Linked DNA regions of Mus musculus: region 2 is linked to region 1. A link is a loop called in an ENCODE intact Hi-C map of the cell type or tissue named here. Cell type or tissue: heart. All regions are shown on one strand. Each heading gives the region's core, and the rest is flanking DNA. Links, peaks and the distances in the headings are about the cores only.

Region 1 (11,913 bases), core at 4,655-7,154:
TTAGTCCCAGCACAATAATAAAATCCAAGAAAGGAGCTCAGGTTGTAGCTTAGTGGCAAGAGCACATAAACTAAATGTGTCCAGCACCAACTACCAAACTAAAGCCTCCATACTGAAGAAAACAGAAGGATGTAAAAAATGGGACTAAACCATGCGGTGTAAAAAGATGCACAGAATCTTACACTCCACAGACTTCACTGTTCCTGAGCAGAGGATCATGGGACTGAGCAGAGGATCATGGGACGGAGCAGAGGATCATGGGCTTCAGCCTGCAGTGTCTCGTGCCACTGCACTCTCGAGGTCTGCAAACTCCTTTTGTGATGTGAAAGTGGGATTTCATTGCTAGAACTTAATTATCCCCATTAGGTCTGGACTCTGCCTCCTGCCCCCAGGGTGGGTGGGAGCTGAAGGAGTGCTTTTTTTTTTTTTTGTTCCATCAGAAAGAATGTCCAGCCCAGGCCTTTCCATGAGGCTGAGTCTGTCCCCTGAAGCCTCCACAAATTCCACATAATTCTAGAAAGTGCAGGGAGAACAACGTGTGGCACCTGATATTTGCCAGGGGAGCTCGCTTTCTTTCTTTCTTTCTTTCTTTCTTTCTTTCTTTCTTTCTTTCTTTCTTTCTTTCTTTCTTTCTTTCTTTCTTGTTTGTTTTTTTTGAGACAGGGTTTCTCTGTGTAGCCCTGGCTGTCCTGGAACTCACTTTGTAGACCCCCAGGCTGGCCTCGAACTCAGAAATCCGCCTGCCTCTGCTTCCCTCCCGAGTGCTGGGATTAAAGGCGTGTGCCACCACGCCCGGCTTGGGAGCTCTCTTTCTATACCTCAGTTCCCTGATTTTTTTCTTAAATTTTTTTTTACCATAAACGTTGCGTGTGTGCGTTCGAGAAAGACAGAGAGATAGAGACAGAGACAGAGAGACACACAGACACAGACAGACATCTGTACTTGAGGGAACATAATCACAGATGCGTGAAGTGAGGAGAAGCTAGAATTTCTGTCTAAAAGTCCCTGGGTGACAGATGGATGGAGAGCTCCCTAGGCATGCTGGGAACGAAATCCTGAGGCCACAGGGAAGAGAAAGTTGGCTTCCTCTAAATGTGCTTTGTGTGAGTTGGGGAGACCAAGGTCACAGACTCGACTGCTTGTTAATTTATTCAAATTATTTTGTGTTTTGTGACTAAGTAATGAAACAGCTGGTTTACAAGGAAATGTCATTCCTGCACTCTGGCCCCCAATTCTCACCAGAGGCAAGGACCACCAACAGCATTGATGTCTCTTTGGGAAGATGTTTTCTTTGATGTACTGTAGTGTACTCATTGCTATGAATTTTGTTTTTATGTTCTCCCCTTTTCAGCAGGGTCTCGCCAAGTCACTGGTTGGCCTGAAACCTGCTAAGTAGACCAGGCTGGCCTTGAACCCTGGATATCTGCTTGCCTCTGCCTCCCAAGTGTTGGGATTTGTTGAGTGAGGCCTGCCCCACTAGTCTAGCTGTATCCATTTTGATGACTTGAATCCAGGACTTCTTTTATGCTAGACAAGCATTCTACCAACTGAATTGTATCTCCACCATGGCTCCTATTTTTAAAAAATGTTATTGTAAATCTCCAACCCCAATAAGCCCATGCAAAACCATGTAACTTAGTTATAATATTTATAAGCTGTATGTCTAGATTGGGCAGATTTACTATTACACTAATCTATTTTCTATCTAATCCCAGTGTTTCCTCTAATCCCTTTTTAAAAAATGTATACATTCTTTTTTTTAAAAAAAAGATTTATTTATTTATTTTATGTAAGTACATTGTAGCTGTCTTCAGACACACACCAGACCAGAAGAGGGTGTCAGATCTCATTACGGATGGTTGTAAGCCACCACGTGGTTGCTGGGATTTGAACTCAGGCCCTTCGGAAGAGCAGTCAGTGCTCTTAACTGCTGAGCCATCTCTCCAGCCCTCTAATCCCCTTTTTAAGGCATGTAAGGCCTTGTCTTTTGAGAATAAATCAAGAGAATAAATATTGTAGTAATGGTAAGTGACAACATGTCTATTTCCTTTAAATCCACTCTGTTGAACTTTTCAAAATATCATCACATAAAGCCCCAAAGGTATTTATTGTGTTCTTCATCTTTAAGTATCATATATGTATGTGTGTGTGTGCGCGTGTGTATATATATATATATATATATATATATATATATCTTTATATCTTTATTATCAACTTATAATTTTTATTATCTGACCTGGAGTCTTTTGTACCTTTGTCTCCCTTTGCTGTTTGAGTTAGGACACTGTAGTTCTCTCCTTCTTTTTTTTTTTTTTTTCACAGGGAGGGGCTGACCGTAGAAAGATCCTTGGCTTCTGTACTTCTGAGCCTGCTCTCTGTCTTTTGTTTGAGTTGCAACTGGCATCATGTGCACTAATCTCAGGCAGCCTGCAGCACAAACAGTCTGGAGAGTGGGTCTGGCTGGCCCATGTCCTGGTGTAGACTGGGGGATATGGGGAATGAGCATGCAAAGTCTCCCTGGGGCATAGATGCCTCAATCATCTCACTCTGACACAAAGTTGTGCTCCAGGGTCCCATCCCTCCCTAGGCTCAGGGAACCCCACACTGGCACTTCTCAAGTTCCAGCTCCAGGCTGGGGTGATGTCCCTGGCTGTAGCTGTCTGTCTGGGGGTTGGAGAGGGAGCCTCTCTGTAGCTCTCTGTAGACCCCTCAGACCCACTCAGCTTTTAATCTGTATATTGTTGTAGCCAGAGATCGTTGTCCCAGTCATTTATTCAGGGGTTGGGGTGAGTGCAGTGGACTTTTATCTAAGGTTAGTTGGGTTCTAAGCCCCACATTGGGCACCAATTTGTTATAGTAAATCTCTAACCCCAATATGCCCATGCAAAACCACACAACTTAGTTTTAATGTTTATAAGCTATATGCCTGGATTGGGCAGATTTACCACTACACTAATCTATTCCCCAGCTGTGAGATCTCTTGTTGTTTGTGGGTTCTCTAGGCCACGTGGTCTTTTTTTTTTTTTTTTTTTTCCGAGACAGGGTTTCTCTGTGTAGCCCTGGCTGTCCTGGAACTCACTTTGTAGACCCCCAGGCTGGCCTCGAACTCAGAAATCTGCCTGCCTCTGCCTCCCAAGTGCTGGGATTAAAGGCGTGCGCCACCACACCTGGCTTTCTTTTTTTTTAAACCTCTTTTCTTCTCTGTCTTCTTCCTCTCTCATTTTCTACTCTTTCCCGACTCTCTAGAACCTTCAACCCCACCTTTCCCTTCCATTGCCCAATCACAGGCTCTAGCCTTCATTTGACCAGTTAAAATGGGGAGAAGGTTTACATGAAATCACGTGAGTACATGATCCATTCCTTGTTGGGGTAGCCCCTTTTGCAGAAGCAGAATTAACATCAGAACACAAACAGCACCAGGGAAACCCACAACATAAATTTTCCTTCTTTTGAGTTTGTATGTCTATCTGTTTATACCAGTTTTGGAGAGGCTATAGGTTAGGTATCTTCTTCCTCTATTACTCTTTTTTTTTTTTTTTTTTTTTAAAGATTTATTTATTATATGTAAGTTCACTGTAGCTGTCTTCAGACACACCAGAAGAGGGAGTCAGATCTTGTTATGGATGGTTGTGAGCCACCATGTGGTTGCTGGGATTTGAACTCTGGACCTTTGGAAGAGCAGTCAGGTGCTCTTACCCACTGAGCCATCTCACCAGCCCCCTCTATTACTCTTTATCTTATTATTTATTCCCGTGATCCATAGACTGGCTCTGAACCATGCCATTTCAGAATGGTTGTCTGGCTAATGAACTCCTGCATTCTGTCTGTAGCCCATTCTGGCACTGAGGTCATGGTATTCCTTCTGCCTCAGTCTTCTGAGGCCTGGAATAACACTCTGGTACTTCCAAGGTTTAAAAACTTTTTTTTTTGATATGTATGGGTGTTTTGTCTGTATATACTTTGTCTATGTATGCTTAGTGCCCATGGAGATGGTGAGAAGGTGTCAGAGGCCCAAGACCTGGAGTAACAGAAGCTTGTAAGCTACCAAGTAGGTGCTGCAAATTGAACCTGGGTCCTCTGGAAGAGCAGCCGGCAATCTGAACCACTGAATCATCTCTTCAACTCCAGATCTTACTTTTTAAAAAAACAAGATTTATTTTTTTATTTACCTTATGAGTACTCTATCTGCATACTCAGAAATCCGCCTGCCTCTGCCTCCCGAGTGCTGGGATTAAAGGCGTGTGCTGATCTTACTTTTTTTAACTTACTAATTTATCATGAGCTGAAAATGGTGGTGAATGCCTTTATTTCTAACACTTGAGAGGCAGAGGAAGGAGTATTTCTGTGAGTTCAAGGCCAGACTGGACTACGTACTGAGTTCCAGGAAAGTCGGGATACATAGAGAAAAATCTCACTCAAAAAACAAAACAAACAATCAAAGTTTAAGGTCTCTTTAGCTATGTCAAAGCCAGAGTACACGAGACCCTGTTTAAAACAGAAAAAGAAAAAGAAGAAGAAAAAGGAAAAGAAAATGTTGTGGGTGCAGAGGTGGCTTAGCAGTTACGAGCACTGGCTGCTCTTCCAGAGGACCCAGGCTCACAGCCATCTCCAGCTCTGTGGGGTTTGGTATCCGCTGGCTTCCTTGGGCACTGCACCTGTGTCATGCATAGACATGCATGCAGATAACACCCATTCACATAAAATAATAAAATATGCACTCCAGGGCAGACCCCATGTCCAGGAGTAACTGGCCAAACAAGCTGAACTCCATGGGTAAACAGGGTCGTCTAGAGTCCATCACTGGGGTGCTTGCTGCAGGCCCGATGGCCATGAGTTTGATCCCCCTGGAAAAAGACCTGACTCCTGTAAGCTCTTCTCTGCATCCGCATGTCCCCTTGCCCAACAAATAAATAAATGCATGTAAAAATAAAATAGGTTAAGAATTTACCATAGTGATATCTTCACGTAACACACATACATATACATACACATATAGCATATATACACATAATACATATAATATATAAAGAATATAATGTCCTTTTGCACTCTTTAGTGACTTTATATTATTTAATAGTATAGATATGTTAATTTCTCTAACTAGGTCTCGGTTTTTGGATAGTTAAGTGTTTTTCAGCCTGTTACCAAACAGCAACTAATTATTGCACATTACTCTGTACAAGTCAGTTTTATTATAGTTGATGTTTTGAGACAGAGTTTCTCTGTGTAGCCCTGGCTGTCCTGGAACTCATTCTGCTGACCAGGCTGGCCTCCAACTCAGATCCACCCGCCTCTGCCTCCCAAGTGCTGGGATTAAAGGGTGTGCCCCCACCAGGCTGTACAAATATATCTTTGGACTAAATTTAGCATTAGAATTGGCAGAGGGAGACATGCTGTATTAACACCAATAGATGCATCCTTTCCTACAGATCTAAAAGCGTTTTCTCATATCCCTGCAGGACAACACTTCCTAAAACTCTGAACTCACAGTTTGACCAAAGGCATTAAGAGGGTGCCTTCTTTTTATTTAATTCCCTTAAACAGTAGCAACTTCCACACAGGGACACTTCAGCATGGGCCACCTTACTCAGTTTGCATCTAAACATAGTCTGGACTGTTTCTATTTACAGCTGTTTTCTTGTTGGGTGAAGCTGACCATCTGGGAGAAATTGAAAAAAAAAAAAAGCTATAGGAGAAAAAACCCCATAACTCTAAAAGAAACTCACTGTGGCTTATTAGCTTCCAGAGGATCAAAAATTCAGGATTTTTTTTTAAAAACAAAATTCAGGGCTTTTTGTTAGATGAAAAATATATCATCTCTGTCTAAATCTACTTATTATTTTGACAATGAGCGTTAATAATCCATGTGGCCAGCAGAGGGCAGCACATCCCCATAGAGTGTCCAGGAGACGCCTTCAGCAGGGACTTTGGACCACATTAGCAAGAATACTAACCCACTTTGTCACTTCCCCGCCTCCAGGCTTGGGGCTGGTGAAAGAGAGGAACAAAGCTTGCCTAAAAGACCAAGACAAACTGAAGAACTGAATGCCAGCTAAGTGCAGGGCAGCATAGAAACAGGAAAGAAAGAAGTATTGTAAAACCAGCATCATTAAGTAGAAGGGGATTTTAATTAAATGTGATTATTTCAGGCACTGTTTACACAGCAAAGCCCAGAAAGTATACTTTATTGTATTAATATCTCACTTCACATCCATTTTGCTAAAAATGTCAAATAATTTAGCTCTGTATTTAATCTTCTATTTTCCTAAAAATAAGACTTATCTTTTAAAAATCAAAATGCAGGTTAACCATATACTTTAATGTTAGTCCATTTATCCAATACTGAGTGCCAGGAGGAGAGGACATGGGGTGGACATAGTCTCTGCATTCCTGCCCTCACTCCCACGTACTGGGGATTGAACCCAGGGCCTTGTACACGCTAGGCCAGTTGTAGTACTGAGCTACATCCTCCGCCCTGACTCCTGTTTTTTTGTTTTGTTTTGTTTTTGTTTTGTTTTTTTTCAGCAAAGCAGAAAGGACTGGAAACCTGGGTCAGGAAGCTTTGTAACTTCAGAGGTGGTATCATAACTGGTTCTGCGGCTGGGGCCAGATTTCTTAACATCTCTGTTTTATTTCAGAATAAAAAACAATACGGATGCGCTGTCAACCTCACAGACCCACACACAAAACACCATGTGAGGGCGGGCATTTCGGGCCACACAGCCACACAGATGGCTTAACAGGAAGACAGCCCGATGACTTGAGTCTGAATTCTGCAATCCACTTGGTAGCAAGACAACACAGTCCTCTGACTGTCACATGTGTGCTGTGGCACATGTAGACCCCCCTCCTCCTCCCCCAATGATAAAAGTAAGAAAGCAAGTAAGTAAATAAGTAAATGGGCAAGGAGAGGAAAGGAAAAAAGAAACACAAAGATATGCAAAGATGCTGCTGGGGGAAAAGGAGTATGATTTAAAGAGCCACAGCATAACATAATGCCCACGGCAACAGCAGAGGCAGCTTGCTGTGTCCTGTGAGCCAGCACTCTGCTAAATGTTGGAATTAGTTCAGTTAGGGCCTTATCCTTTGCATGTGGGTCCACCAGACAGGCGTTGTACTCTAGGCGTTGGGAGGTGGGGATGCTCACGAGAAGTCAGACAGGATCCTAGGAACGGGCAGAACAGGCTGGACCCAGAGTCTCTTGAGTGCTGCACCTGTCTGGTGGCCAGCCTTCCTCTCCGTTGAGCACAGAGGAACTGTATGCCCTGCCATTACAGTCTTACCCAGGACAGGACCAACATCCAAAATGTCCAGAATGCGGTGATTTCCCCAGCGTTCTGGAGGCTGAGGCAGGAGGAATCCGAGTTCAAGGCCAGCCCAAGATACACAGCGATTGTCAAACAGCAACCAGAAAGCACGTCATAGGCAATTCCATGAAAACCAGAGAAAACTGACCTTACTAGTTACCACCGTTCACACACATATTAATACATGAACAATCAGTTTCAAAACCACTCCATGCTACAGCTTCTCCAGAAAGTGTAAATTGGTCATGTTCTAAAGAAGAACTGGGGTTAACGTTAAGATTCCTTCTAGTGGCAGCTTGAGCTCTTGTTGCCTAAGAGAAAAGCGAACCGTGGAAAGCTGGAGGAGCAGGACAGCTCACCAGCAGCCAGCTCAGAGCGGGGCTCTTACACTTGAGGCTTCAGGGGTCATAGGTCAGGACACCCCCTTCTGGGCACAGAATGGCCAACATCCTGCAAACACAGAATCGGTCCGTTCCCCGGGAGATTCTGCACAGGTGGAGAACGGAACAAAACACCACATAGGAGCGAGCCTGCGGCTCAGCTCGCTGTTTCTTTCAAATCACACAGAGAGGTAAACGGGGAAGGTAACTGCTTTCTGTTTCCTGTTCCCTCCAGCCAAGGAGCAAATGCCAAGGGAGAGAGCTAAGAGCTAGGCACTGGAGCGCGCAACAGACACAGCAGTCTTTTGTGTTTGCTTTTGAGATAGGGCCTTGCTTCGTAACCTTGGATAGCCTGGAACTTGCTCATGTAGACCAGGCTGGCCTGGAACTTGCAGTGAGTGATCTTCCCGCCTGTGCCTTCTTAGAGCTTGGTTTCCAGGCATGCACTATCACAGCTGGTGTACATTAATTGCTTAATAACACATCGGTTACAGTGTCACCATCACCTGCGTTTTACAGAAGAAGCAGCCCCAGCTTTTTGTCCAAAGTAAAAAAGAAAAAAAAAAAAAAAAAAAAAAAAAAAGAATGTCTCATAGCATTTGGGCCGATACCTGGCTCCAGAGGCTGTGTTGTTAACTACGGCACCAACACATTTCCTTAAACTAATACCGAGAGGGAGGGGAGAGAGATCAAGTTGGAGGAAGGAGGGGCAAGAATGGAGAACTGAGGGGCAGAAAAAACAAGCCTAGGGCACAAAACAAAACAAAACCCCCAAACCAAATGGAAGCCAGGAATAACTCCAGGAGTAGCCCCATAGCCTGTTGTCCTGAAGAAACTCTGAAGACGGCGCCCTTGGGGTTAGGCGCTATTGAGTCAGTCCTTGCGCCACCCTGGGAGAGGAGCGCCGCCGTTGCTGGGCACAGAACGACCTTTCTATACAGTGTGCTAACTGTTAAACAGAAAGTTCACTGGCGCTATACAAAAATTCCTGTGCGCCCAAGCACACCTCACACGTGGAAAGTTACTGAGCGGTTGTGGCTGACTTGGTAAGGCTCAGGCAGCCACAAACCAACGACTGTGGAGTCCATTGTCAGCTTGCTGCCATAAAACTTTGTTTTTACGAGGCTGTTCTGCAAAAATTGAAATTTAAACAAATTTCCACCGTTGCTAGGTTTGCTTTGTTTTGCTTTAAGGTCTGTAAAACACGTGGGCTAAACTTTAAATAGGAAGGTCCTAAACCCTGTGATTAAAGATTAGAAAATATTCTACCACTAAGTTGTTTTAAAGTTTGCTTTGAAGTTTTCACAAAAGAAGGTCGAAAGAAAGATTCCACTAAAATGTACAGACGGATGACTAATCTTTCTGAATCGGTTTGTCAAATTACTTAAAGGCAACTATGGGTGGAAATGGCTTGAATAAGAAAGCGTTCGAACGCTGAGCAAGTACTGTGCCACAGAGGCAGAACAAGCACGTCCCCAGAAACGTGGAGAATACTGGGACCGAAACCCAGTCCCTCGCAATGTCCCGCCCCGTGGCCGAGCGCAGCTGGCTGTTGCCTAGGTCCGGTTGGATGCTCCCGGGTATGGCCGGGTGCGCGATGCTTGATGCAGCACTAGAGGAACTCAAAACACAAAGCAAGCAGCCAGGGGCGGCCGCCCAGCCGAGCATACTCACGGCTGGGGCCCGGGATCCTGGCGATCCCTGCCGTGCAGCCGCCAAGGGACAGTGCGTGGCGACGCCCGGTCTCCTCCTCGCCAACCCCGCGCACCACGGCCCGGGGACCTGCCAAGCCTGTCCCGTTCCCCCTTGCAGCCGGCACTTGACAAAAACCAGCCCTGAGCTCCGCGCAGTCTGCGCGGCGCCCGCGGCTTCGACTTTTCGTGTTGGGGGGTAAGATGGCAGGGCCGGGGAAACAAAGGAAACTTGGGCCGGCCGGCGTGTGTGGTTCGTGTGCTCGCCCCAGGTCCCGTGTGGGAGTCGCCTGCGCCTGTGCATGCAGCCTGCCCGGGGAAACCCTAGCTGTGCCAGAGCCCGGGGCGCCCGCCCACCTGCCGCGCTGGCCGCCCCGGGACATCCCAAGTCACCCCGGGCCGGTGCAGGCGGCGGGGGAGGGGCCGTGAGAGCCGCACAGGAGGGTGGGGGTGGGGGCGGGGAGGCGGCGGGGGAGGAGGAGAGCACGGGTGGGCGGGCGCCGCACGTCACGGCTATTGTGGCTGTCCCGGTATATAAGGTCCCGCCGGCCGGCCGCGCTCCCCACCTTGCCTGCGCCCGCGCGAGCTTAGCAGATCTCCACTTACCGAACATCTAGAGAGTCGCGCCGCGCGCCGACGGAGCGGACATGGGCAGAGCGATGGTGGCCAGGCTAGGGCTGGGGTTGCTGCTTCTGGCACTGCTCCTACCCACGCAGGTGAGACCCTGTTCTCGATTGGGCACTGGAGACGCGTCCTGGGGCTTGTGTGTGTGTGTTCGCGCGCGCGTAGGAGGGGCAAAGTCTTTGCCTCCGGCCAGGCACTGGGGTAGGGGGAGAATTTTGTGTAACTGACTTGGGGAACTCGTGGTGTGGATTCCCTCGAGAGAGCGCCCCCTTCCCTTCTCACGGAAGGTCTTCGCGCTCCCTGCGAACCACACAAAGAGAGGGAACGGTCCCCTTCGGGGGAGCGTGGCACACGCCCATCCTCCACCGTCCAAACTGGTTTGGAGATCACCCAGGAAGCCCTGGTTGTGGCTTTATCTCCCACAGGTCTTGAAGCTTAGTTAGGGACCTCCCGACTGCACAAACTCTCGCGGTGCGACCCCACACCTCCATCCCTGGCCACCTTAGGAGCCCCATCCCAACCTAGAATCCCCGGGCATTATAGAGACGGAGGGCAGGACTGTAGTGTCCCGATTCTCCGTCAGGCTTTGTCCTAGTCCACAGACGCTTCCTCTCTTAGATTTGTCCCGGGTACAGATCTTGCCCCCCAACGCCATGGGTGGCGCTGCTCTAGCTGCGTTAGGGTGAAGGCGCCGCGCCCAGAATGAGACCTGGAGCTGAGCCTGAGAGACTGGGACGGGACTCAGAGAATCCGACTGTAGCTTTTCACTGCGGTTGGTTCGCTTAGGGATGTCCCTAGGGCTTTTTGCCCCTGAAAAGTTGGGAGCGCCGGATTTTTGGTCCCTAGAGATCCAGGGTCCGGGCTCACCTGGGAGAGCAGCCCAAGAGCTTGAGGCGCGCTTCGTCTTCCCCTTCTCAGGCAGGGTAACTATACCCCATTGTCTTCTCGCTGCGGGTTGACTGTGCCCCGGGGCCTTTCTCAGTTCACCCGATCCCCCATCTAGGAGGGGCTGGGCATCGTGAAACTGGTTGGTCTCACTCAGATTCCCTTCTCCCCAGGGCGCCCCCCCCCCCCGAAATGTTGAGAGGGAGGTGTTGGTTAAACAAATCAAGGGAGATTGGTGGAGAAAAACTGTTTAATGCCAATTTAATAATTAACGTAAAATTTTGTTGATGGTGTTAGAGAGGACCTCTAGACTCAGACTGAACATTGGGCTCCTTTTTCATCATCATTATTATTATTATTTAGTTTTTTTGTCACCTGCTGTACTAAAAGCTCTTTGTATAAATGAAGAGCGGTTACTTTCCGGTACCCCTAAGACAGGCTCCCTGTTTTAAACAACTTAGCATATTAATGTTTTCCTTTTTGTGTGAATGCCACTTCCCGATAGGACAAGCTCTCTTACACACAGTAGGCACCCAGTAAGTATAATTGACTGGATCAGGTGTGGCTAATCTACTTTGGACACAATTTGCACATTTCTTCAGTCAATATTTGGTTAATGACCTTACGCCTGTAGAACAAAAGGTGCTGATGTGGGAGGGCTTATCAAGGGGCCGCCGAAAGTACGTGTGGCTAGATTCTTTGCTGGGTGCCACGTCGCCCTCTCTCTTGCTTGTAATCGGAAGCTCTAGCAAGCCCTGGCAAACCCTCCTTTCAGTGAGGGCTAAAAACTCGGATCAGCCTTTGTTCCATGACAAAGGAGAGTATCACGTGCCTCGCCGGACTGTGCATTTCACGGCTTGCAAAAGCAGCGGTGAATGTGCCACTAGGTTGCTGGGACACAGGGAAAGCCTTGGTTTCGGTCACAGCGTCTAGTCAGTCACCAGGCAATGAGCTGGTGAAATTTAACTCCAAACCCCGCCTTATGTGAAAGGGAGGATGTTTTAACTGAAATCCTTCTGCCGCAGA
Region 2 (11,913 bases), core at 5,759-8,258, 330 kb after region 1:
CCAGCCTGGTCTACAGAGTAAGTTCCAGCAGCCAGGGCTACACAGAGAAACCCTGTCTCGAAAAAACAACCACAACAAAAAAATATAAAACACACCGTGGTTCATCTAAGTTTTGGTGGGCAGCATTCTGAGTACCTTTTCTTGCTCCACTTATTTTTCCTTTTAAGATCTAAATATTTTGGTAACCATTTTTGTTTTCAGCCTGGTAAGTTAAAGAATAAAACTAAGGGTTACCACACAGTTCTAAGAGATGGCGAGCAGGTGCTGATGGGCTCTCAGTGTCCTCAGGCGGAATAATGCCTGCCAGGACCAAGCCCTCCTGACAAGGCTCCTACACTTTGCAAGCAGTACTCACTGATGTGGCTGGCCATCGCCTACAGAGTCTGTATGTAATGAGCAAGCACTGAAGAGGCAGTAGTCTTTTCTCAGTGCTTCCCACAAGGTTGTAATTAAGCTCTGGTTATCTTAAAGCATCTGTATTTTATCTTTAAGTGTCAAAACCACCCATCTTTATATCAATGTTGTAATCAGACTTTACCTTTTAACATATTTGATGCACATGTTGTCTCAATGCCAGTTGTGCTAAAGTTGTCTTTCACAGCAACAGGAATTCCATCTAAATCTCCAAGAGACTGACCTGCATTTAAAAGCCAAAGGGGGGTGGGGGAGGGGTGGAAAGATGGCTCAGTATGTTGGAGTGCTAGCACAGCATATCCTGTGTTGAGATCCCAGCATGGCCACATGACATATGCCTGCCTGTAACCGCAGTGCAGTGAGAGGGGAGGACAGGATGGTCACTCTGGCTTACTGGCCTTAGGGTGGAGAGTTGACCCATGAGGGCACCACATACACACACAGATGAACACACACACACACACACACACACACACACACACAGTGCAAGAGAGTGCCACTTTTTTTGGAAAGAAGCTTCAGAAATCAAGTTTATACCGGAAATTATTACAGATAGGCACTGCATAGCACTTACACTAAACAGCTCAGGACAAGTTCTTTAACCAAGAGGGATTGTTTTGAGTTTAAAGCTTTACTTACTGAAAGACACATCTCTTGAGACCGATCAGTGAAGTACAATTGGACATAATTTACATTTACCTTGCTTGTATCTTTTCTCTGATTCTTCAGCTTGCTTTAAAGCGACCTCTTCTGATACAGTAATGTAAGCATTTAGATACTTGGTTTTCTTGATGAGGGAGAGACAGTTCTTGCAGAGCTCTGTTGGTGTAACCTGGCCCTGCTTCAGTGCCGCAGAAACCTACAGTGTGGATAATTAAAAAACACTTTTATAGATTCTGTACAGAGTCCAACTCTGTAAAAGTCCAAATCTTGTACCAAGGGAGCTGCAAGCAACAGACACAATGTAGAGGTGAGGCCTGGGTCAAATTCTAGAGACCACGCACAGCCTACGCTCAGACAGGGCAGAGAGCAAAGGGCAGCACTGAGCACAGAGGAAGGGAACGGTGGGCACAATCCTCCTCTCCCTCCACTACTTTTGTTCCTAAGCAGGGTTGGGCGAGCAACAGCAACCGTTTAGGTGAGCGCGCACAGACCTGAGGCAGTTGAGGGCAGCCTGGGTACAGGATGGGCAGGGAGACTAGGTTCTGGAAGTAGCTTCTGTAACCCAAGGAGTGCCCAGCGAAAAGGAAGCACCCAGTGAAAATGAAGTGCCCAGTCTTTGTATCTACTGAGGATTTCAGATAAAACATACCGGGTGTTAAGAAAAAGTGCACATACATATGATATGCATACATACATACATACATAGTATCGTTTATAAACTCAGACTTTCTGTCTTTTTTATGCATTAAGAAAGCTGGTGGATAAAGGGCTAAAATGCACGAGAAGTAGAGTTGCAGAGATAGCCCAAGAATTAAGTCTCTTGCAGAAGACTCACTTGGCCCAGCACCCATACATGCGGCTCACAATCACCTGTAACTCCAAGTCAGGGGAAGCCGATGCCGCTGTTCCCCTGCGCACCTGCACTCACATGAACATACGCACATATAGATGCAGACAGACATGCTCATGAGCACATGTGTCCTTCTGTATATACACACACACCAATACATACATACACACACTTAAAAATAAAATCACACCATTAAAAAAATGCATGAGAAAGCTGGCATGTTAGTGCATGACTTTAATTCTAGCACTTGGGAGGCAGAGGCAGGTCGATCTCTGTGAGTTCAAGGCCAGCCTGGTCTACAGAGTGAGTCCAGTACAGCCAGGGCTACACAGAGAAACCCTGTCTTGAAAAACAAAACAATTCTCTCCAAACCCCCCAAAGCCAAACAAAACAGAAAGCCTGAGAAGTGACCAGTAAGTACCTTCTGGTTAGCAGTGAGCCCTGAGAGGAAATAAGCATTATCTGGCATTATTTGGCACGAGCTTCTGGAAGTAATAATAGGTACTTGCTGGTTAGAAAAGGACAAGCAATAAAGCAAAAATGATACTAAGCTTTCTTTGTACATAATGTGCAAAGACACCTTCACTACCCACCTGCTATGTGATCCTGGGGGCAGGGGGTCTGGAAAGGAGTAGAACTTAATGAGTATTTCCCAGGCCACAGGTACTGTGGCTTTGTCTCATTGGTGCACCAACAGTTAGGCATTATTACCTTTCTTGGACAAATGAAGAAACTGAAGCTCAGAGGCTGTCATTTGTGTAAAGCCACACAATACAGGATAGGGTGTCTTCATAATATACTCTCCTTTCCACTTCCGTGTCTATTCCTGTGGAAGTGTCAGTCCCCCTGTTTACTGTGTCCTTACATCTTTTACAAGTATAAAGCTAAAGGTGTTTGCAGTTAGGGGAAGAGTCCACAAATGACCTGCTTTTGGCTCCTAAACATACGATCAAGGCAAAGACATTCCTAGGGCTGAGAGTTGCTTGAACAGTATGGAGAAGAGGTTTTGGAGAGGCCTCTGATGCTCATGAACAAGAAGAAAGACCTTTCATGGGGAGGTTGCAAGAGGGGTCCTGGGATGGGATGGGCAGTTAGGCGTACCTTAGGGAAGAAATTCAGCGACAAGAGCTGTCTGTTGCATCTTTATAGCAAATGCAATGCTTCAGAAGTAAGGAGCTGGGGAGCCATGGGAGAGAACAGTGTGCTCTAAAACTATGGAGAAGGGAAGAGAGGACAGCAAAGCCCTAGAACAAGCACACACTCAACCCCAGTGAGTTCAGATTCTTCATTTATCCAAGAAAGTTAATAAAGCCTAGCTGTTCATGCACTAATGAGACAAGTAAACCAACCAATGAGGGTATATAGGCAGGTCCATCCCAAGGCAAAGCTGTACCAGTGAAGATCGTGCCTGCCTTGGCTGGCCGTCTGAGATGTCAAGCTGCTGTCTGACTTAGTGACGGGCAGGGCAGTCACAGTGGGTGGGGCCGGTGCCCAGGCCACTTACCTGCAGTAGTGCTGCCCTTCCTTAGGGCCATTTTTAGGAACTCTCAATTTGAGAAATCAGTAAGGGAATTGGAAAGAGAAGTGAGACAAAGATGCTAATTAGATGGAATGGCCTGGGCATGGAGTATGAGATGCAAATTGGACAGCCCTCCTGGGACAGAACAGCCATGCCACATCTAAATATAACTTAAAACATTTTCACTAAAAAGCGTTCTCTCCTGGAACTTCCCTGCTAATGGTAGTGGGCTCCTGGTTTTGCTCGGACCTATCTATCCTATCTATCCCGTACTAGAGTCCGTGGGGAAGGAGGGGTGGGCATGCGCTCTCTTGGTCTCCTTGTCTCTTTCCCCTTCTCTCTGAAGGTCATCTGAAACACATCTTCTGGGAGACACTCTCCCCTTTTCCTCCTGTGAGGCTCCAGTCTGCCTGGCACCGCCTTTCACGGCTGGTGGTCTCAGCACCTAGTTCACTGCCACCTTTGTGACTACTGCTGCTGTTGTCATCGTCCTGCTTCAGGTTCACAGCTAGTTGATGGCTCATGCCTGCAATCCTAGCACTGGGAGGTGCAAGCAAGAGTACCTGAAATTTAAGGACAACCTCAACTGGAGAGTAAGTATTGGACCAGCCTGGGCTACAGGAGACCCTGTCTCAAAACAAATCAAATCAAAGCAACCAAAAGCCTCCTCAAGTTGATGCGGAATGCTAGCTGGCTCTCCATTCCCTGACCTTACTTGGTTGTAGCCATTTTCCATAACCTAAACCCTCCCAACTCTTGGTTGCAGCCATTCCACATCTGCTCCTCCTTTCCCTCCTTTGCTCTGCACACAGCCAGCAATGCAGCAAGGACACCAGTGTCAACCTCGAGGAAATGGATTCCCCACTCCTTATAGAGAACAAACTTAGTAAGGCTAGCTTGGGCTACAGAACAAGAGTCTAACTCAAAAAAGAAAAAAAAAGGAACAAATTTGATTTTTCACTAACAGTATATGTGTGATGGCTCTTCCCAGTTGTTAACTTGACTTGACTCTATCTGATATGCCACATACTATGTAAGATTTTATATATATCTCACATACAATGTACGGTAATTGTAATTTTATAAATTAGCATTTATATATATTTAACATATATGTCACCTTTCTTATATATTATATACAAATATATTAGCATATATGCATATATGTTTATATATACATACACACATATTTATATACAGATATGTTAATTTAATGTATATGCACATGTGTATATGTACATATACACATATGTTAACATAATATCTATATATCACTGAAATGGTGCCAGCTGAAAAAGAAAAGACTCTCAAATGGAGACACAAAAGGGAGAGGGAAGCGGTAGGCAGGATAGGTACTCAATACTAAGGTACCAGGATCTACCCAGAGACCCCATTAAGCCATACACTCTAGGCTTTAATCACACAGATCTTTCTAATTGAGTCTAGTGTGGTAACCAGCTGAAGGTTAACTAAGGCCCCAGGTGATTCTGAGTGGGTGAGCAGACTGTTGTAAAGCTTGAAGAGAGTTTGGCCCCAAACAAAGGCAGGCGAGCCATATTGAAGCAAGACTAAGACTTAAGGTGGGACGGTATCTCAAGAGAACAGACTAGAGGGCTTAGTGAGTTGATGGACAGGGAGAGTGAAGGGCAGTGTACAGACCCACGGGTAACGGTGTGCTTCCCGGTTTTGTTCTGGCTTGGGCAATGACACCTCTGCTTTGTTTAGAGTGTTCTGGGCATTTGGAAGAGCCCTCCAGAAGGCCCTCACAGATACGAGCCTGGGCAGGGCTTCTGAAGCTTTTTCTACTCACAATCCTTTTGTGCTAGACAAGCTTTGCAAAGCACAGGTATACTGAGATACAAAGTAGGTATACAAGGCATTAATTGCTAAATCATAAAGGATTTGATTTTAGAACCATTCTATGGAGTCTAGAGTAGTGCCTCAGCAGCTAAGAGCACTGGCTGCTCTTCCACAGGCCCTGAGTTCAAATCCCAGCACCCATAAGGCAGCTCTCAACCACTTAAGACTGTAGTGACATGGGATCTGATACACTCTTCTGGTGTGCAGACATACATGCAGTCAAAAGACCCATATACAATAGATAAATAAATAAATAAATATAGATATTTACAAAATTATTTGGTGTACATAATTCTACTATTAAAGATGAAAGTAAACCTGCATACCAATAAATGCATAGACTTGCTTATTTTTAAATAAAGAATTAAATCCTGGCTGTAGGTTTCCTCAACGTTTTTCATTTTTTTTCAGTTTACCAATATTTTGATTTGATATATCAGTGCTGAGAACACCACTTTGCATAAATATGTTGTACAAAATTGTAGGAGCATGTTTAGCGCCATATTGGGAAAAAGCTGAATAATCTCACATCAAAACTTATTTAGTGATTTTTGAATGAGACTCAAGTCAATAACTCAGCCATTTTTAGAATCAAGCACCTTAAAGCAACAAATCCCAAAGATGCACGCATTTCACACTTAGGGTATGACAAGCTGAAAAACGATTTAGTAAAATATTAAAAGGTTTTGCTTTCTGAAATTAAATAATTATGTTTCTACAAGTTTAGAAAAGTTGCTCATATGTTAAATCTTAATAAACAATACTCTCGATTCTGAGTTGAGATGTTTCCGGCAGCATTTGCTGGGCAGTGCACACATACCCTGCTGCAGAGAGTCGTGAGGAAGCACCGCTGGGTGCGGTCAGAAACACCTTGAACTCACAACTCACAGTTTGATTTTTGAATTAACTTTGCCCACTGTCTCAGGAACACTCCTCCTTCCCTTTCAAAACTGCTGTCACATTTTCTCCTACATTTGTGGTTGCGACCTACAGCTTAAGTAGATGTTCAAACACGATGTGGTAGAAATCCTAGTTTTTTTTTGTTTTTTTTTTTAAGCCACCAATTTTTTTGTTTGTTTCAAATGTGCATGCTACAAAACCGCCCCGTCCCTAAGCGAGCACAGCAGCGACGGGACTGAGATGGCTTGTCTGAGAAACCTCTCCCTAATCGCGCGGGTTGACTGTCGTTCCACTCCACGGCTCAGGGGTTCAAACTTTTTGACGTTCTGACTCTAGGGGATTGACTCAGCGTGTACGGTAAGAGCTTAGGTTCGAATCCCACTTCCCACTCAGGAATGTAGGCGGTCGGGGGGGGGGGGCGTGCCGTGCGGCGTGACCCGGGGCGACCTTGAACTTCCGAGTCCTCCAGTGTCTCAGCCCTCCCTGGTCCCCTCCTGGCCATGTCCACTCACTTCTCGGAGAGTCCGGCCCAGCATAGCCCTCGGAGTCAGCCGGTAGCACCGGGTCCCGGAACAGAGGAAGGAGTCAATCTCTGCCACCGGCGTTACATGGGCGCAGACATCTTGGCTCCTCTTTAACAACGAGCGCCTGGATTGGTCGAGTTCCGGGCGGCGGAAATGATCTCTGCACACGATTGGCTCGCGCGCCGGCGACCGGAGGCGCGCGGACAGGCAAGGAGACCGCGGCCGGGGTCGTGTCAGGAATCCGCCTGACCTAGGAATTGCTAGCCTTGTTTGCTTGTCCCTCTGAGGACTCCCTGCTTGCTTGCTTTTTTTTCCTTAAGGGGAAGGAGAGCGTAAGGAAGGAATGGCCAGTGTACTGACTGGACGCCAACTGGGACATTTCTGACGTGGGGAGCACAGTAGCAATTCTATTTTAATTCCGTCGCGGCTTTAGGTTGAGTTTGCTTCTGAAAGCTCCCCCTCGCTTAATTGACCTGTGGGTTTGGCAGATTTTGGCTGAATTGAAATGTGTTAGTTTGACCTGCTTCAGGTCCTTTCTCTCCACCGTCGCACCCCCCACCCCCGCTCCTCCTTTCTTTTTTCTTTTTCTTTTTTTCTTTTCTTTTTTTCGAGGAAACGTTCTCCATCCCTGCTCAGGATGGGCGTTTTGAAGACCTGTGTACTTAGAAGAAGTGCTTGTGCCGCCGCCTGCTTCTGGAGAAGGACAGTTATCCCAAAGCCACCATTTAGAGGCATTAGTACTACGTCTGCGAGGAGCACTGTCATGCCCGCTTGGGTGATAGATAAATATGGAAAGAATGAAGTCCTTCGATTCACCCAGAACATGATGTTACCTATCATACACTATCCAAATGAAGTCATTATCAAAGTCCACGCTGCCAGTGTAAATCCTATAGATGTTAATATGAGAAGTAAGTTGTCCGGGTTTGTTTGGTTTTAAATCAAAATTCACTGGGCACACAGGTGTTTTGTTGTTTTTCTTTTGAAACAAGGGGTCGTTGTCTAGCCCAGGCTGGCCTCCAATTCATTGTATACCACTGACTAGTCTCCACTCTGCCGCCCTCCTGCTCTGCCTCTCCAGGCCTGGGATTTAGCAGGTGTAGACCACACCTAGTTAATAGACTACATTTAGGTTGGCGTGAGGGAGTCATTTAGGTTTCTTATTACATGTATTTATTTTGTGTTTGGGTGTGTGGAACAGGGCCCAAGTGGAGGTCAAAGGACATCTTGTGGGAGTGAGTTTCTTCCTTCTACCAGGTAGGCTCCGGGCATTAAACTGACCACCAGGCTTGGTAGCAAGCACCACTATAGGCAGAGCCATCTGGTTTCTGATACTATCCCTGCAAATATTTACGACGTTTTGTTGTCACAACTGCTAAGGTATACTTTAATCTTTTATTAAATGTGTTTGTTTCCTTTCACATATGAGTTGGGACCGAGAAGTGATATCTACAGTTAATTTGCTCTGTGGTAATTTTAGGGTCCAGCACAGGCTCCAGAGTTTGGCTATGTTTCCCCATCAGTTCAGAGTCTGGGTCTATGTAATTCCTGTATCCTTCTTGCTGTCCCACGGTTCACAGCTTCTGTTATAGGCCCAGTGTACCAAGCAACAGAGCAGAACTCCTGATAGGGGCACAGCATCCTCGTCATTTCTCATATCCCCATTCCCCACTCCCCACCTCCAGCTTAAATGTGTTTTCTTGTTATACACCCGCTGAAGCTGGGATAATGTTATCCTAATTTCTCTTGCTGGGTCATATTGAACAGCTTGGGGAGAGCATTCCTTAAATGTATTCTTATATTCTATACTGTGGTTCTATTATAGTGGTGAACAAATTGATTTGTATTTATAAATTACTTTAATTCTGGAAAAAACTGGCAAAAATATTGTCAGTCTCGCTTATGGGAACTCACGTGTGTCTTCTGAAGATGAATATGTTCTGAGATGACCAATTCACAGGAAGTTAACTACCTAGTGGTTAAGGAAGCTGCCATGTTTAACCCTGGGTCAGTGTTCTGAAGGGCTTGTGTGGGGGCCTACAGTGGCCTTCAGTGCCTCAGCAGGAGTGCTCATGTATGACTTAGTGTAGGGCAGTGATTGATATAGCACAGGATTTAATTCCAAAGAGGTTTCTGGGATAGAAGAACTGTGTATGTCAGTGAGATGGCCCAGTGGGGAAAGGCACTTGCTGTCAAGCCCAAAGACCCAGGTTCAGTCCCTGTGACTTGCATGGTAGAAGGAGAGAAATCACCATGGAAAGTTGCCTGTGCCACATTTTGCTATGCCCTAAATAAATACAATTTAATAAGTTGTAAAAATAATTTTCCAAAATAATCCAGGAAATTGAGACAAGTTAGCATTGTTTTACACTTCAGTACATCTCTTTGATGCCTTTTACGACATCTGGATTTTCATACATGGTTCTGTCTTCTGTTACACTGTTACACTGTTACTTGAAATAATGATGGAAAGGTTGCCCCATAAAGACTTGGAAAAGAAGATGCTTTTTAAAGACACATTGTTCAGATTGCAGGCATACCAGACCTGGAGAGCCTCTGGGTCTCTACTTTTGAATGTTGCATTTAGCACATTTAGTGACTTCCTAGAGCTATGTTGGTGAGGATAGCGGCCAGTGAGCCACGTATGGCTTTGAGAAGCGCATGTTCCTGGTCTGAACTGAAAGTGCAGTCACTGTAAAATACACTAGACTTCAAATACTTAGTAAGAGAGAAAAGAGTTAGATATATCTTAGTCAGATTTTTATCAGGGACAGAGGTATGGCTCAGTAATAGAAATTCCTTTGTATAGCCATGTAAGGCCGTGGGCAAGATCTCCGGCATTGACAGCAACAAACAACCATAAAACAAAAGCCAAGAATTCTATATTAATTGCATGCTATCTTGATAATACTGTGGATATTTGAGTAAAGTATTCCTGAAATCACTTTCTTTCTCTTTATCTGGTAGATAAGGACTAGTAGCATTTCTTCAGAAGAAATTTAGAGAAAGATTTGGAGTCTTAAAATGTTTGTATCTGGAAAACTCCTGAAACTGGGGGATAGTTCAGGTGATAGCTGCCAGACCGGAGCCCTGGTTTGAGCTCCAACACTGCAGAAGCAGGGTGTGTCAGTGCACACCTGCAGTTCTGGCACTGCAGAATAGAACAGGAGGATTGGAAGGCCAAGGTCATACTTTGCTACACTGCAAGTCTGAGGTTGGCCTAGCTACTCTCACAGAACAGCAGAAAAAACACTAGCAGGGAGCTCAAAGCCATCTAGGGCTGGGCCATTAAAGTGTCTCCCAAAACCAAAATAACAACAACAATTATAATACATTGAAAATATCTTTCCTTCACTGTCTACTTTAACTTTTTTTTCAGTGCTGGGGGTATTTCAACTCTCCCCTGTAGCCTTGTGTAGATTGCTACTCCTAGCTGCATATGATTTTACTTCATTATAAATTTTCTTATTTTTACATTGGGCTTAAAGGTAAATCTGTTTTATAAGATGTGCATATACAATTTGTGGTGTGTACAGTTTTATTTCAGTAGAGAGACCATGTTCAGATGTTTCTTGGCTACTGTTTTATGTAATACTGTAGCACATTTTACTTTTATTGAGGATTTTTGGGACGATCTGGTGTCTTACTACTTGCCTGGGTAATACTTTTGCAAGCTATCTTTCAGCTCACGGCTGCGTTTTGAGACAGTATTACTGTTGTAGAAGATACCTTAAAATGGTAGCTTTGGGAGATATTTGAGTAGAAAATTATTTCCCTTGAGAAGAAAACAAGAGACACATCTATTATGACAGATAAAGATTATTTTCAGACAAATAGCCACTACTGTTAGACATAAAACAACAAATCACAGAAATGGCAAAATCAATGAATAATTTTAAAATAATATAGCCAACATTATGCATAACACATTTTGGTTTTTAGGGGGGAGGGTGGGTCAAGACAGGTTTTCTCTATATAGCCATGGCTGTCCTGGAACTTAGAAATTCACCTGCCTCTGCCTCCCAAGTGCTGGGATTAAAGGTGTGCGCCACCACTGCCTGGCACATTTTGATTTCTTTAATGGGATTAAAATCTCTAAAATTAAGGGAACCTTGGGGATTTTCTAACTTAGCCCAGTGCTGTACAAGTTATACCCTGCCAGGGAGAGGCCCTTTTATTTTTCGTGTTTAGAGTCCCTGTGGCGGACTGGCTCAGACGCTGTAGCAGTGGACGGTCTTGAACTCCTGACCTTCTTGCCTGTCTTCTGTAAGCACTAAGATTCCAGGTGTGCATGTGCCACCACCCACTGCTGGCAAGACAAGTTTAAACCCCATTTTGCCACCAAACAGGTTCCATTTCTCATGGCTAGCTAGGCCTAGCTACTCTTGGTATATAGCATATTAGGGTTATTAAGAAAACTGTTGCAAACAACCTGAATTGTTGGCTTGGGACCTCAGAAAGGGATGGAACCTTCTTGCAAGTTTACAACTAAGTAGTGACAAGGCTGAGTGTCCACTTCTGTTGTCCAAACCACAGAGGGTTTCAGTGAGTAAATTGCTATGCCTTAATAGAGGGAAATAAATACAAGGCAGGGAAAAGAGCCTATGTCTTTGTGAGTCTCTGTTATGTTCTGTGATGGAGTGGGGCTCTAAGCTAGCCAGATGGCAAATGTGGAATGCTGGTGTAAGGACCAGCAGCTTAAATTTTTCTAGCACTATTTTCTAGCACTTTCATTTTTTTCCCATATGACTTGATTTTTTTTTTTTAATTAGTAAAACAACTTGTGCAGAGTACCCACCTGCCAGCCTTTGTCCGTATCCACCTTTCCTTGTGCTGTGTAGACTGGTTGTCACTGTCCCTCTAGGGCCAGCTTTCTGCTTGTCATCCTAATCCCATCCTTTCCCCTTCTCTGGGGGCACCTGTGCTCTCCTGCATTTCTGTTTTCTTGTACCAGATCATTCACACAATCTATGACTTTATCATTAGTATTATTTCTTTCTTCTGCCACGGTCTGTGTTGTTATACATACTTTGTTTAGAATTTTCCTTAGCTGATTTTGATCTTACTTGAAAACAGCATTAAATATTTTCAAGGGCCTTCCTTTAGCTTTCAGAACTCCACTGGAATAGCTAGGCACAGCTGTTACTCGGGATAATTATTGCAGATAGAGTAGTTAATTTATT

What was found. Peaks named below come from ENCODE experiments on the same cell type or tissue, not always from the same donor. Only the 100,000 strongest peaks of a DNase experiment are listed, where the experiment ranks them.
Region 2: a loop joins it to region 1, with 4 times the contacts of the local background. A loop is called at or near these places in 34 of 42 quality-filtered maps.

Annotation. Positions count from the first base shown.
Region 1 is chr10:43,569,229-43,581,141 of GRCm38, forward strand. It overlaps Cd24a (CD24a antigen), which reads left to right and starts at 9,941. Exons shown (of 2, transcript NM_009846.2): 1 at 9,941-10,094. The coding sequence starts at 10,026. In heart, for the core only: a CTCF peak has its summit at 5,872 (motif pointing right); no DNase peak of the experiment used is centred there.
Region 2 is chr10:43,894,896-43,906,808 of GRCm38, forward strand. It overlaps Qrsl1 (glutaminyl-tRNA synthase (glutamine-hydrolyzing)-like 1), which reads right to left and starts at 6,841. Exons shown (of 11, transcript NM_001081054.2): 1 at 6,719-6,841; 2 at 1,114-1,273; 3 at 539-637. The coding sequence starts at 6,742. Rtn4ip1 (reticulon 4 interacting protein 1) reads left to right here and starts at 6,912. Exons shown (of 9, transcript NM_130892.5): 1 at 6,912-7,641. The coding sequence starts at 7,368. In heart, for the core only: no CTCF peak of the experiment used is centred there; a DNase peak (open chromatin) is centred at 6,836; H3K4me3 peaks cover 2,340 bases; H3K27ac peaks cover 2,036 bases.